Linked DNA regions of Homo sapiens: all the other regions are linked to region 1. A link is a contact called in ENCODE Hi-C or POLR2A ChIA-PET data. All regions are on one chromosome and are shown on one strand. The core of a region is the stretch at or near the end of the contact, and the rest is flanking DNA. Distances in the headings are between cores, read along the strand shown.

Evidence for each region. A loop is a pair of places that touch in the nucleus more often than their neighbours do. ChIA-PET counts read pairs that join two places held with the same protein, here RNA polymerase II (POLR2A). Pooled maps may share reads with other maps.
Region 2: a loop to region 1 is called in a map of endothelial cell of umbilical vein, with 4 times the contacts of the local background. The contact joins the enhancer-like site here to the promoter of FAM47E in region 1. A Hi-C loop is called at or near these places in 16 of 168 maps with a recorded cell type or tissue (CD4-positive, alpha-beta memory T cell, Caco-2, Calu3 and 11 more), 6 of 37 single-sample maps with no recorded cell type and 20 of 50 pooled maps. POLR2A ChIA-PET finds 5 or more read pairs at or near these places in 1 of 52 experiments (MCF 10A).
Region 3: a loop to region 1 is called in a map of gastrocnemius medialis, with 5 times the contacts of the local background. The contact joins the enhancer-like site here to the promoter of FAM47E in region 1. A Hi-C loop is called at or near these places in 51 of 168 maps with a recorded cell type or tissue (CD4-positive, alpha-beta T cell, CD4-positive, alpha-beta memory T cell, CD8-positive, alpha-beta T cell and 29 more), 21 of 37 single-sample maps with no recorded cell type and 46 of 50 pooled maps.

Annotation. Positions count from the first base shown.
Region 1 is chr4:76,249,307-76,254,250 of GRCh38, reverse strand. It overlaps FAM47E (family with sequence similarity 47 member E), which reads right to left and starts at 2,530. Exons shown (of 8, transcript NM_001136570.3): 1 at 2,431-2,530. The coding sequence starts at 2,504. It overlaps FAM47E-STBD1 (FAM47E-STBD1 readthrough), which reads right to left and starts at 2,530. Exons shown (of 7, transcript NM_001242939.2): 1 at 2,431-2,530. The coding sequence starts at 2,504. LOC105377286 (a long non-coding RNA gene) reads left to right here and starts at 2,574. Exons shown (of 3, transcript XR_938897.4): 1 at 2,574-3,143.
Region 2 is chr4:76,371,702-76,376,645 of GRCh38, reverse strand. The region is part of intron 9 of CCDC158 (coiled-coil domain containing 158); the gene reads left to right. Among named protein-coding and RNA genes, the nearest start is that of CCDC158, 47 kb to the left of the region's middle. Within about 2 kb of position 2,550, at least 2 of the 41 ENCODE cell types and tissues checked have a DNase peak (open chromatin) inside an H3K27ac peak, as active enhancers do; they include endothelial cell of umbilical vein, where a contact is called at or near this core.
Region 3 is chr4:76,177,506-76,182,449 of GRCh38, reverse strand. SCARB2 (scavenger receptor class B member 2) reads left to right here. Exons shown (of 12, transcript NM_005506.4): 3 at 1,349-1,496; 4 at 2,745-2,933. Among named protein-coding and RNA genes, the nearest start is that of NUP54, 32 kb to the right of the region's middle. RefSeq lists a silencer at 2,323-2,382. Within about 2 kb of position 2,414, at least 4 of the 41 ENCODE cell types and tissues checked have a DNase peak (open chromatin) inside an H3K27ac peak, as active enhancers do; they include dorsolateral prefrontal cortex, gastrocnemius medialis, heart right ventricle and 1 more, where a contact is called at or near this core.

The DNA of each region.
Region 1 (4,944 bases), core at 1,281-3,780:
CAAAATGGGGAATGTACGTGGCAGTGAGCTGAAACTTCATAGAATGTTAGAACTGGCAGAGATCCTAAAAGAAATCCAGTCTACTTTCTTCACTTTTCTTTTTCTGTTTTTTTTTTTTTTTTCAAGACAGGGTCTCACTCTGTTGCTCAAGCTAGGGTACAGTGGCAATTATAGCTCAATAGCTCACTGCAGCCTCAAACTCCTGGGCTCAAGGGATCCTCCAATCTCAGTCCCCCAAGTAGTTGGGACTACAGGTGTGCGGCACCATGCCTAGCTAAATTTTTAAATTGCTTTTGTAGAGAGAGGAGACAGGGTCTTGCTATGTTGCCCAGGCTGGTCTCAAACTTCGGGTTCAAGTGATCCTCCTGCCTCCGCTTCCCAAAGTGTTGGGATTACAGGCGCGAGCCACTTTCCTCATTTCTTTCCTTTCTTTTTTTTTTTTAATTCGAGACAGGGTTCCACTCTGTTACCCAGGCTGGAGTGCAATGGTGTAATCTTGGCTCACTGCAACCTCTGCCTCTCAGACTCAAGTAATCCCTCCACCTCAGCCTCTTGAGTAGCTGGGACTACAGGCATGTGCCACCATGCCTGGCTACCGCTTTCCTCTTTTTAATAAGGAAACTAAGTTCCAAGAGGAGAGTAAGGCAACCAGTGTAAAGGGAGGGCTTTCCTCTCCCCCACATGGCCTCTCATAGTTAATAAGCTTACCATTCTGCATTATGTTAGGTTCAGGAAAAATCTTGCTTGGCCCATAAAATAAAACTGGAAACAATTTTTCTAAATATTTACTGTTTTCACAGACACTAGTACATGATATATGGATATTTCCCTCTTTAAGAATTGCAAAAGGATACCGGACATGTATCCTAAAGAAATGAAAAAGTATGTTCTCAGAAAATTCTGTACACAAATGTCGATAGCAGCTTTCTACATATTAGCCCCAAAACTGGAATGTCCAAAACAACCTGAATGTCCTTCAACAAGTGAATGGATAAACAAACTGTGGTACATCCACACCAAGGAACACGACTCAGCAACAAAAATGAACTACTGATACACACAACTTGGATGGATCTCAGAGGCTTTATGATGAGTGAAAAAGAGCCAGTCTCAAACAGTTACATACTGTATTATTCTGTTTATCTAACATTCTCAAAAGAACTAACTTACAGAAATGGAGAGCAGCTTAGCGATTGACAAGGCTGGGGTGGGAAAAGAAGTGACAGCAAAGGGGTAATACTAAGAGTTCCTCTGTGGGGAAGGAACAGTTTTGTATCTTTATGTATACATATGACCAAATGTTACAGAACTCACACACCTGAGTGCAAGTAAGAGCTGATAAAATCCAAGTAAGGTCTCTAGTTCAATTAGCATATTCTGCCAATGACGTTTCCTGGTTTGGCAATGTGCTATCGTTATGTAAAATGGTACCACTGTAAGCAGCTAGGGGAAGGGTACATGGGACCTCTGTACTATTTCTGCAACTTCTGGTGAGCCTACAGTTATTTCAAAACAAAATTTTTAAATGGGGGGGAGAAGCTTCCCAAAGAAGCTCTTATGAATAACTGCTAGAAACAACTATGAATAATTGCTAACATGTACACGATACGTTCTATGTGCCAGTGACAACTTTACATGTGCTATCTCCATTAATCCTCACGACAATCTTAGAAAGCTGATTCCTAAGTTATTGCCCCATTTTATAGTTAGGAAAGTGAGCCCAGAAGGAGCAACCAACTTGCCTAAGGTCACCAGGCAAACAAGAGGAGAACTAGCCTTCTACTCAAGCCTTTCTGATTCTAGACTTTGGAATCTTCACCACCACATCGTGCTGTCTCCAAGACAGACGAATTCCATTCTCAAAAGATTGTCAAGGAGTCGGTAAAGGCAAAAACCTTCTTGTTCCTGCTCTGAGGCTACCACAACCGTACAAAATGTTAGCAGACCTCCCTAGCACCCCAGGCGCTCCCCCAACCCTGGGCTCCACTTGGCCACAGCCGCCATCTGGATACCAAAGGCTCCAGGGGCAGCAGATGCCTAACATCGGATACAGGGCTCCAGGCGCCCCGGGGCATCTGGCGAACAGTTGGTTGGCTAGGCCGGAAAAGGGTGGGTGGCTAGCAGGAGGGCACCAGCCTCCGCAGCGGACTCTGCGGCCATCACTTTCCCATCAGAAATGGGGATATTAGTCTACATCCCTGGGGGCGTGGGAGGCGGGGGTTGTGAGGATGACAGCAGGAAAAATCCTTTGCAAAGAGCAGCGCCAAGCGTTGGTTATCTCAGCGTATTATGTTGTACGTACAGGAAGCATTGAGGAGGGAAGGCAGGCTGGACCTCTCCCCTCGCCCCCGCCCCAGCAAGCGCGGGTCTCCAGGCGCCCCCGCGCGGCCCGCGTGGGATGCGCCCTCGGCCCGGGCGCTGAGTGTTTACCTGGACCTGCAGTTCACGCCCTCGCGCACCGGGGCCAACGTCCCCGGCCGGAGCCGCCGCCTGCGGTCCGCCATGGTGGCCCTAGCTTCGCGGCCACCGTCCGGGCTTGGGCGGTGTGTGTGCCCTGCTGCCGCCCCGTTGCTAGGACACCGCACAACCACCGCTGCCGGTATTTGCCCCGGGCGCCTGGCAACTCTGACGCCCCGCTGCGCGGTCCAACCCCTTCTCCGACGCCTGGGGACGTGGACCTGGCCGAGGGAAGGGAGAGGGTACCGGTCCTTGGTGTAATCACGTTTTACTCTGCTGGGAAGGCGTGTTCATCTTCCCACCGAAACGCGCCATAGACTGGATCAGGCGTTTTTTGCTCATCATCGTTTCAAAAAACGTTTACTGAAGGAAAGAAAGGAAGAAGGCAGGAGGAGCGATAAAGAGATAGCAAGAGAAAGAGGATGGAAAGTGGGGAAAATGAATAGATTTCTAAAGGTTGGGAAAGCCTTTTAGCAGGGAGATGTTTTCCTGGAGGTCTTGGAACTCTCTTGGTCTCACAGCCTCTGTAAACCGAGGGCTGCACACCTGTCTCTAGTCCCCAGCTGATTTCCAGAGGCCCTTCCAGCTCCTGTGTTGATTCTTCTGCCTCGACTCACTTCTAGCAGACAAGTACCATCCAGCTGACCCTGGTAGGCACGTGGCCACATAATACGGATTGCACGAGGGTGTGTTTCGTTTTTACTAAATTCTTATGCTACTTCTGAGTGTTTCTGATTTAAATATAAGCATTGGTTCTGCTACTTAATAATTATGCACTCCTGGGGGCAGGGTACTTACATTTTTAAGCTTCATTAATTACCTGGCCTGAAAATGGGGAAAATAATAGTATCTACCTGTAGGGTTATTGGGGATATTCGATGAATATAAAGAAATTAACACAGTGCCAGCATTTAAGAATCCCTCAAGAATTATTATTATGCAAGTACTATTATTCCAGCTGTGAACCGGGGGTGGTAATATTTGTCCTGACTACTTAACAGAGCTGTTGTGAGTTAGTTAATGGAGAAAGCTATGTAGGTAATCATTATAATTAGCCCAATTGTTATTTTTATTTTCTTTGATATTAGTCCGATTGTAATGCAAACTTTTTATTACTTTGAGGAGGTAGGGTTTCTGTAGAAATTCTGTGAGAACTGGGCCAAAAGTATGGTTATCTAGGCTGAATGGAGTCCTGCAGGAATGATTTGTAACAATTTGCCCAAACAATGCTTGATTAAACTAAAAAGCTTCTACACAGCAAAAGAAATAATCAGCAGAGTAAACAGCCCACAGAGTGGGAAAAATCTTTGCAATCTATATATCCAACAAAGGACTAATATTCAGAATCTACAAGGAACTCAAACAAGCCAGCAAGAAAAAAACAAGCAATCCCATCAACAAATGGGCTAAGGACATGAATAGACAATTCTCAAAAGAAGATATAAAAATGGTGAACAAACATATGAAAAAAGGCTAGATATCACTAATTATAAGGGAAATGCAAATCAAAACCACAATGTAATACCACCTTACTCCAGCAAAACTGGCCATAATCAAAAAATTTAAAAAATTAGATGTTGGTGTGGATGTGGGGAAAAGAGAACACTTTTACGCTGCTGGTGGGAATGTAAACTAGTAAAACCACTATGGAAAACAGTGTGGAGATTCCTTAAAGAACTAAAAGTGGATCTACCATTTCATCCAGCAGTCCCACTACCTGGGTATCTACCCAGAGGAAGAAAAGTCATTATACAAAAAAGATACTTGCACACACATGTTAATAGCAGCACAATTTGCAGTTGCAAAACTATGGAACCAGCCCAAATGCCCATCAATCGATGAGTGGATAGAGAAATTGTGGTATATATGTGTATATATACACATATATATAATGGAATAACATTCAGCCATAAAAAGGAATGAAATAATGGCATTAGTAGCAACTTGGATGGAACTGGAGACCATTATTCTAACTGAAGTAACTAAGGAATGGAAAACCAAACATTGTACATTCTCACTCATAAGTAGGAGCTAAGCTATGGGGATGCAAAGGTGTAAGAATGATAAAATGGACTTTGGGAACTTGGGGGGAAGGATAGGACGGGGACAAGAGATAAAAGACTACACATTGGGTACAGGGTACACTGCTTGGGTGATGGGTGCACCAAAATCTCAGAAATTGCCACTGGAGAACTTACTCATGTAACCAAAAAAAAAATAAATAAATAAACAAATAACGGATGCCCAGAAATATTCTGAAGGAGGCATTTTACCGGAATCTCCAAAGGTTGTGACAAAAAGAAGAAAAAGCTGACTACAATTTATATATCAGCAAGCAAGAGGTAGAGTTTCCTAAGATGGCTTTCTATATATTTTCTACAGCTGCAATAATCCTTTTAAAAATATTTAGCAAAATAATATGTTGGCAAATTATCACTCTTAAATAAACAAACAAATAATAAATAAACAATTTGTCCATATGCCTAG
Region 2 (4,944 bases), core at 1,301-3,800, 120 kb before region 1:
AAACAAGTTAATAACAAGGATTTCACTTGGGATCATAAAAAATTGTATTGTTATAAAATGTTTTTGTTATAATGAATTGAATATAAAATCTAAAAACACAAATTATTCTGCTTTATTTTTCATTTTCATATGACTTGGCATTGCTAAAGCCTATTAAAACCTTAAAATCTATTTTTTCTCTGTTGCTTCAGTGCATATTTCAGTATATACCATTCAAATAACAACAAGGAAAAATATCAAAGGACATAATACATAAAAGCTGTGATTAAAAGTGAGATTCATGGCCAGGTGCAGTGGCTTACACCCATAATCCCAGCACTTTCGAAGGCTGAGACAGAAGGATTACTTGAGCCTAGGAGCTTGAGACAAGCCTGGGCAACATAGTGGGACTCTGTCTCTACAAAAATAAAAACAAAAATAAAAAGTTAGCTGGGCATGGTAGCGTGCGCCTGTAGTTCTCGCTACTAGAAAGGCTAAGATGGGAGGATAGCTTGAGGCTGAGAGATTGAGGCTGCAATGAGCCATGATCACACCACTCACTTTAGCCTGGGCAATAGAGGGTGACCCTGTCTCAGAAAAAAAAAAAAAGTGAGATTTGTGTGAAAGGAAACTAATAAAGGTGTGTTGATATTAAACATCAACATGTTTTATGAGGGGCAGTATTAGTATTTTCTCCCAAGGTCAGATTTCTTCATTTTAAAAAGTGTTTTCATTTTTAAAAATTGATGACATGACAGGTCTAAACAAAACTTTTCCAACTAGAATGCATAAATTAAGAGAAAACTTGTTTTGGAAGTTAATATTTCTCTTCAGATTAACACAGTTATTTTATGCTGGTGAACATAGAAATTGTACTTCAAAAAAATGTGAGATGTAGCTTTCGTAGCTTACAAAAGTGTTTTACTGTAATGCTGTTTTCTATTCTTCTCTTTCCACTTTAGGAGAACCTCCAGAATTCCCCTTTACGAATTTGGACCAGTAGAAGCTGTCACTATTGGCTCTGTAGATTTGGCTTTACCCTTAACTTTCGCTTTTTGACAACAAAAATATCTCCTGATGTTGATTCAGCATTTATTTTTACTACTTTGAAAGCAGTTGGGGCTGAATTTTGTATTAAAAAAGTGATGATTTAGTAGCACTGGCTGGAGCTATATACTGTGCAGGAAGATTCTGTGCAAACCTCTGCATAGTTCTGCCAATGCACCGCCATGCTGGCCTGTAGCATCCCTTATTATTCCATAGCTGTGTCTTTTTGAGCACAGAAAAACAGAAAACACCACCACCAACAGACAAACCAAACCTCGTGTGATTTGATATGATTGGCAATATCTCTAAAATCAATGTGAGATTAGAATGAAATCCCAATACTCATTTGTCCAGTGATCCAAACCAAAAAGTGCATTCATAGATGGTGAAAGGGAAAACCAGTGCTACTACGTAAAAATAAAAGAAAAAGAAAAAATCTTTAATACATCTCAGATGTCAATATTTATTCTGGATATTTTAAAAGGCTTTTCTTTATAGTGTTTTTTACAGCTGTTTATATCAACTCAGCTGCTACTTCAATGGTTTTCCCTTTCACTCTCTATTTATCTTTTTGATTGATTAATATAAATGTTTTTACTCTAAAAAGTGAAAGGTAAAAGCAGACCTATAGCAGCTGAGTCAGTACTGACAACTACAAAACAAATGTTCCTGCAGGGGGCTGGAGGAACTTCTTATACTTAATAGACAGATGGAAAGATAAGACTTGGCTCGTTTCTTTTTCTTTCTTTTTTTAATTTGGTCTCATGTCAAGTTTGATGTTATGAAATGATTATCCAGAAGTTTTTTTTTTTTAAGTGAAAGCAGACAAAAGAGAAAATCTTAATTTAAGCTTTTAAAGCATATATACAAATTATTTTCTTTGCTCAAGGATAGAAATGGTTTATGCCAGGCTAGGAGTAGAAAACATTTATTTTAATCATATGATTAATTCAAATTGGAAATGTTCTTGTTAAATTTATAGCTCAAAAGACAGGTGGAGAATAAATTGTTTCAGCTTTATTAATACTGTTCTTGTGGAATAAAGTATTAGAATTGAAAGGAACATGAGAGATCGTCTAGAATACTCTTTCCAATTACAGATGAAAAAAATGGAAACACAGGGAAGTTATGTAACAGAAACTAGACAAGAACCTAAGGTGTTTGGCTCTTCGCCTGATCATATTGCCCCTCGGATCATGTTCATGTACCCATTCCTTGCCAGGCAAACATAATTGTGTAACAGTAAAGTTTGTGTTTCTTCCCCTTACTGTATTTACTAAGTGTGTACTGATTTAGTCTTTCCTGATAATAACAAAAGTGAAGAGATTTTATCAATTGATATTGTTCATTCATTTTTCTTAGGAAGTAACCTGTGTTACAGAGCTTGAATTTTTATGGGACTTTTTCATTTCTTTTCCTGTATATGCCCCAAAAGGAGCACAAGAAGTACTTTTTTGTTTTTTTAAGAGAGTGTCTCACTCTGTTGCCAAGGCTGGAGTGCAGTGGCACGAACATGACTCATTACAGCTTCAAACTCCCAGGCTCAAGCGATCCTCCCACCTCAGCCTCCTGACTAGCCAAAACTACAGGCATGCACCACCATGCCAGGCTAATTTTATTTTTATTTTTGTAGAGATGGGGTCTCACTATGCTGCCCAGGCTGGTCTCGAACTCCTGGCCTCAAGTGATCCTCCCACCTCAGTCTCCTGGAAAGTACTTCTTTATTAGATTAATAGAGTCTAGGAATACATTTTAGACAGTGATCTAATATTTTACGTGTACTTAATTCTGGTGAAATACTTTTTATACATAGCATGCAGCCAGATACAAAGTCAGTTTAGGAATATAGCCAATATAAATATTAAAGTCTATACTCTGATTTCTGTAGGTAAATGGGAAACTGATAGTCCTATATTAGTACTTTCTTAGTCATATATGTATATGTGGATATATATATAACTTCTATTCCTTATGATTATTATTAAAGAGAGATGTGTGTATGTATGTATAGATAATATAATTCAATATGTGTTGAATAAGTGAAGATCTTTAAAAATAAATAGTAAATAGTAAAACTAGAAAGTTCTCAAGAAAAAGTTAGTCTTAGTCATATGTTCTCTAGTTAAGAAAGTTTTATCATAGTACATCATCCAAACCAGGTTTTATTATTGACAGTAGATTGGAAACCTACTAAATAGCCACCTTAAAGCTAAGAAGGAATATGCACCATTTATGCAGACATGAAAGATTTCCTATTACTAGAAAGTAGATGATAAAATAGTAATGTAGATACCTACTTAAAGTTAAGATATCACCATATAACTAAGTATCAACACGTTCTCATTGTTTTAATATCTTATTATTTAAGTTATGATATTGTGTGGCTCAGCTAAAATCTAAACCCTTAGTCTCCACAGTCTGAGATCCTAGCCTCTTAGCATACGCTGAACCTAGACATAAAGAACTATAGAGGCCGGGCGCGGTGGCTCACGCCTGTAATCCCAGCACTTTGGGAGGCTGAGGCGGGTGGATCACCTGAGGCCAGGAGTTCGAGACCAGCCTGGCCAACATGGCGAAACCCCATCTCTACTAAAAATACAAAAATTAGCTGGCCATGGTGGCGGGCACCTATAATCCCAGCTACTTGGGAGGCTGAGGCAGGAGAATCATTTGAACCCAGGAGGCGGAGGTTGCAGTGAGCCGAGATCGTGCCATTGCACTCCAGCCTGGGCGACAGGGCGAGATTCCATTTCAAAAAAAAAAGAACTATAGAAACGCTATTAACAGTCATGCACTTTATGGCATGTGTCATAGAAATGCATATTCAAACAGATCAAACAGCTGCCTTGTCAGAATAAAATGCACTTTAACATCCTCTAAAATTGGTACTTTTATTCCCATTTTATATTAATAGTTGAACAAAATGAGGGTTAGAATGGTTAAATAAATTGTCCTACTGTAAATATAAATATATATAAATTCATCCTTTAAAAAAGTAGTGGCTATAAAATAATGACAATAGCTAATAACTTGTTACCATTCATTCTTTTATATTCAATGCCTTTTATTACCGAAACTTTGATATTCTGAAGCAAAATAGCTCTTCTAAGTACAATACAGTTCATTTATTTAGGCTCTGCAGCATGTTGTTTATGCCATATCAAGCTTCCTTTTTTTGAAACAGTTTTGCTCTGTCACCCAGGCTGGAGTGCAGGGACACAATCATGGCTCACTGCAGCCTTAACCACCCAGTCTCAAGCAGTCTTCCCACTTCAGCCTCCCAAGTAGCTGGGACCCCAGGTGTGCACCACCATGGCCAGCTAACCTTTAAAAAAATATTTTTTGTAGTGATGGGGTCTCCCTGTGTTGCCTAGGTTGGTCTTGAACTCCTGGGCTCAAGGGATCCTCCTGCCTTGGCCTCCCAAAGGATTACAGGCATGGGCCATTGTGCCAACCCTCAAGCTTTCTTAAATACCAAATTATAGAACATGTCTTCACAGAAGATAAATCTTGAATAGTATGAAAACAGGAGACAGATGTATTACAGGCAATTCCCAAATTCAACAGTACTAAATATTTCATTTTGTCTAATTTCCCTGGCTAAACTCAGCATAGATTTTCTTTAAAAAAAAAAAAAACTTTACAAGACACATCACAATACACTTTTTTTTTTTTTTTTTGGAGATGTAGTTTCACTTTTGTCACCCAGGCTGAAGTGCAATGGCACGATCTTGACTCACTGCAACCTCTGCCTCCCGGGTCCAAGCGATTCTCTTGTCTCAGCCTCCCAAGTAGCTGGGATTACAGGCGCCCACTACCATGCCTGGCCAATTTTTGTATTTTTAGTAGAGACGGGATTTTGCCATGTTGGCCAGGCTGGTCTCAAAATCCTGACCTCAGGTGATCCACCCGCCTCGG
Region 3 (4,944 bases), core at 1,165-3,664, 72 kb after region 1:
AAGCAGGTAAAATTAATTTTGATAATATATTTTAATTTTACCCATTATAACTGAAATAGCATCATTTCAATATATAATCAATATAAAAAAAGGTTGGCACTGTTTTTGAAATTCTGTATATATTTTACACTTACAGCAAATCTCAATTCCAGTTAGCCACAGTTTAAGTACTCAGTAGTCACATGTGACTAGTGGCTACCATGTCAGACATAATAACCCTAGCTGGTTTAGGAAGAAGGAAAGATAAGCAAAGGGAAAGAAACAAAAGTCACTGGAATTTATTGAACACCTACTATGTACCAGGCAGGGCTAGGGCTAGGGCTAGTGTGAGGCATTTGATGAACAAAAGATCAGATTCTGTTTTTATTTAAAATTTTGTTCATCATAAATTTTTGGCATAAATTTTGGTTTTAATAAATAGTGCATTAAACTATTTATCTTGATTACTACTTGTTTAGGCACCTCTTACATCACTCACACTGACTCTAGGCCCAGCCCTGGCACCAGGCGCTTTCTAAGAACTTTCTAATGCTTCATTTGGGGGCTCTAACTTGAACCAAACTGTGCTGTATATCAGAAACAGAGACCGGGTGTGGTAGCTCATGCCTGTAATGCCAGCATTTTGGAAGGTCGAGGCAGGAGGATCACTTGAGTCCAGGAGTTCAAGACCAGCCTGGGTAGCATAGTAAGACCTCATCTCTACAAAAAAATAAAACAATTAGCTGGGTGTGGTGGCATGCTTCTGTACTTCTAGCTACTTGGGAGGCTGAGGTGGGAGGATTGTTTGAGCCCAGGAGGCTGAGGCTGCAGTGAGCTGTAGTCATGCCACTGCACTCCAGCCTGGGCAACAGAGCGAGACCCTATCTCAAAAAAAGAAACAGGAGTGAACTCCTGTAATTTACTAAGCCTTGGGCATTATTTTTTAAAATAAAATTTCAATTTAATTCAATGTAGAAACAAGAAGACATTGGTAAACAAATTGAAATTCAAACTAAATCTGTGAACCAAACTGAAAATTTTGAAAATACTTCAGGACCAAACCATAACCCAGGAGAGAGTTCATCGGCTTTGATTCCCGGTCAAGGTGACCCTCAACTATTGCACCTCCCTAATCAGGGAAGAAAAGAAGGAAAACAAAGTTTTTGAGAAGACTCTATCCTAGGCCTCGTTTCCTTCCCACATTATAGCTTCGATCTCCAGCTTTTTAAGGCTTAGTAGCTGCAGTCTCTATATAATGTTATATTGGGAATGTTATATTGAAAATATAACTTGGATGCTGAAAGAAAGGAAAAGTCTTGCTTATTAAAGTGGTGTCTATTTTCAAATAAAACCCTTTTCTTTCTTTTAGGGAACTCAGAAACAAAGCAAATATTCAATTTGGAGATAATGGAACAACAATATCTGCTGTTAGCAACAAGGCCTATGTTTTTGAACGAGACCAATCTGTTGGAGACCCTAAAATTGACTTAATTAGAACATTAAATATTCCTGTATTGGTAAGTAGGCATTTTAATACCATTAAGTTGGATTTTGGAAGAAAGGAAAAAGCTAAGTTAATGCTCTTTATGATTTTACATTTAGGAGCCATTAAGTTATGTTGAAATATACATATATAAAAAGAAAAATACTTCTTTTCTTTTCTTTAAAGTACATCTTGGACTTTTTTCTAAGATGTATCAAATAAGGTCTTTTCAAATGATGACAAAATTCAGATTTTAGGATTTGTTTTCATAATTTCTTCCTGGGTGTTCAGGATTAGCAATTGTGCAAATAAATATGCCCCTAGGATTTTTTGGTAGCTAATAATTTTAAAAATGTTTATTTGCCCCTTGTTTTCATTCAGAAATTCTAGCAATGAAATTTGTATACCATTTCTTACTTCAGATTTTTATGTTGGATTTTATACTCTCAAAATTCATAAATTGACACCAGAAATCAATAGACTGGCAGCCTACTGTGATTTCAGTGGGCTCTGTTTATAATGGTAATTCTACCTAATAACGACACCTATTCTACATCTATTCTATACTGAGACCCATGAGACTTTCTTTTTTTTTAAATTAAATTAATTTATTTATTATTAATTTTTTTTGAGACAGGGTCTTGCTCTGTCGCCCAGGCTGGAGTGCAGTCAGTGGCTCCATCACAGCTCACTGAAGCTTCTACCTCCTGGGCTCCAGGGATCCTCCTGTGTCGGCCAGGGACTCCAGGCGTGAACCACTGTTCCTGGGCTGGCCCAGTAAACATTCTAATTCACCTACACCAACCCCTGCCGACTCTCCCACCCTAACCCCTAGGTGACCGCTCCATATGCAGCTGGACACTGATGATGGACCCAGGACCTAGACAGTATGAGGTCCCTGCCACCTAGTCCCAGGGGTGTAGGTCGGGTTTATAATGAGCCTCTGGCCCTGCTTAGGCGGAAGGTAGCGCCACCTTGTGGCCAAAGATGCCCACATGTTTACAAGAGCTTTTCCCCTTTTGTGGTGTCTGGATAACTCAGAGCCTGCAAATGGTCTCTTTGTAAATATTACACTTACAAAATGCAGTACTGGGAAAGGACAGAGAAGAGGCTTTGTCTTCCATATGCAGCCAGAAAGGAGCTCACTGCCTGATTTTTCAGCTATTTAATCTCAACCTTTACATTTATATTTCCAACCCCCTTTGCTATGGGGTAGTAGGAGAGAGTGGATGGAGGTGCTTTGGAGGGGATGCTGCTGTCTTAATATACCTCTGCTCCGCAGACTGTCATAGAGTGGTCCCAGGTGCACTTCCTCAGGGAGATCATCGAGGCCATGTTGAAAGCCTATCAGCAGAAGCTCTTTGTGACTCACACAGTTGACGAATTGCTCTGGGGCTACAAAGATGAAATCTTGTCCCTTATCCATGTTTTCAGGCCCGATATCTCTCCCTATTTTGGCCTATTCTATGAGGTAAGTAGATTTTTCTTTTCAGAACCTCTTTTTTTAGCTGACAGTGGGTTGGGGCACCCCAAGCCAGATTAACTTTGAGTTTCTTCTAGAAATTGCCTAGAGTTAAGTTATCTTATAGAGTGTGTGAAAAATGGAGTGTTTTTTGGAAAGAAAAAAAACTTGAGGCCGGGTGCGGTGGCTAATGCCTGTAATTCCAGGACTTTGGGAGACCGAGGTGGGTGGATCATTTGAGGTTAAGACTTTGAGACCAGCCTGGCCAACATGGCAAAACTCTATCTCTACTAAAAATACAAAAATTAGCCAGCTGTGGTGATGTACACCTGTAATCTCACCTACTCAGGAGACTGAGGCAGGTAAGTTGCATGAACCCAGGAGGCAGAGGTTGCAGTGAGCTGAAATTACACCACTGTACTCCAGCCAGGGTGACAGAGCAAGACTCTGTCTAAAAAAGCCAAAAAAAAAACAAAAACAAAAACAAAAACAAAAACCCTGGAGTGCAGTGGATAGTTGGGAAGTTGGTAAAAGATAAAATAACCCCAGGAAGAGGATTAGATTAGGGGTGTGCTCTGGGATTGTGATGGGTCTCCTCAGCTTTAAATTTGTAGCTGTTTTCTGGCTCTGCCTGTTCAAGAGTCTTACCCTCTTCATGTAATCCTGTAGCATTCCAGTTTTTATGGCAAACAGCAATAATTGTGTCCCTGGGCCTTCAAGGTTATATAAAACGTAGAAATTGTTAAAATAGAATTGTGAGCAAGTTTTAAAAAATTATATGTGTGAGAGACAGGAGTCCTAAAAGTAGGGCCTCACCAACTCTGAATGCATCATTCGGGAGAAGCAGACCAGGCAGGAGTTCCCTAGAGGGTCCTGTCTCAGAGGAATACAGCTTCACAGGACCAGAGGAAGCACAGATTTCCTGTCAAGCCCTGACTGAACCTCCCTTCTAGAAATAATTTCAGGAGAGCCTCCTACTGAGAGATATTATGCAAAGGTTCCCTCGAGGCCCTTTTGTTCCCAGTGGCTTCAATCCATCAGCCAAGTAGATCTTGTTGCTAATATCTCACTGTTTCTCAGATAATTTGCATTATATAACTCACTTTTTTTGTTTTTACATCATTGAATTCACCAGACTGATAGCCACACTATCTTATGTGGTTGTGAGGATTTCATGAGATGATTCATGCAAAAATTTTAGAACAGAGCCAGGAATATTATACTCAACAATTGTTCACTCCTATTATTATAGAGGAGCTACTACCTGTGCTATTTCTGAGAAATCATAGCTACATGCCCAAATAAAGAATTTTAGGAATGTAGTGTCTGTATGTGCCCTTAAGAAGTATAACTTGGAGAGAATATACAATTGAAGAAACCTTAATTGAAAATAGGGCTATATTAATACCGTCTTCTTCCAGTGTAGCTATTCTGGTATAATTGGTCCTGGTCCTGGACTTAGGCTTTTAAATTTGTTATTATTGAGAAATAATTCACTTACTATAACATTTACCATTTTAAAATGTACAATTCAGTAGTCCTTAGTATAGTCACAAGGTTGTGCAACCATTACTGCTAATTCCAGAACATTTTCATTATCCCAAAAAAGAAACTGCATACTCTCTTAGCAGTCACTCCTATTCCTGTCTTACTCTCCCAGGCCCTGGCAACCACTAATCTACTTTCTGGCTCTGTGAATTTGCATATTCTGGACATCTCATATAAATGGAGTCATATAATATATGCCCTTCTGTGTCTGCTTTTTAAATTTAGTGTAATGTTGTCAGGGTTCATCCATGTTGTAGCATGTATCAGTGTTCCATTCCTTTTTATAACTGAGGAATATTCCGTTGTGTAGATATACCACATTTTGCTTATCCATTTATCAGTTGATGGACATTTGGGTTGTGTTCCTTCTTGGCTATTATTAGAAGTGCTGCTATGAATATTTGTTCATACAAGCTTTTATATGAACATTGGGTATATACCTTGAAGTGGAATTCTCTTGAGTATATACATA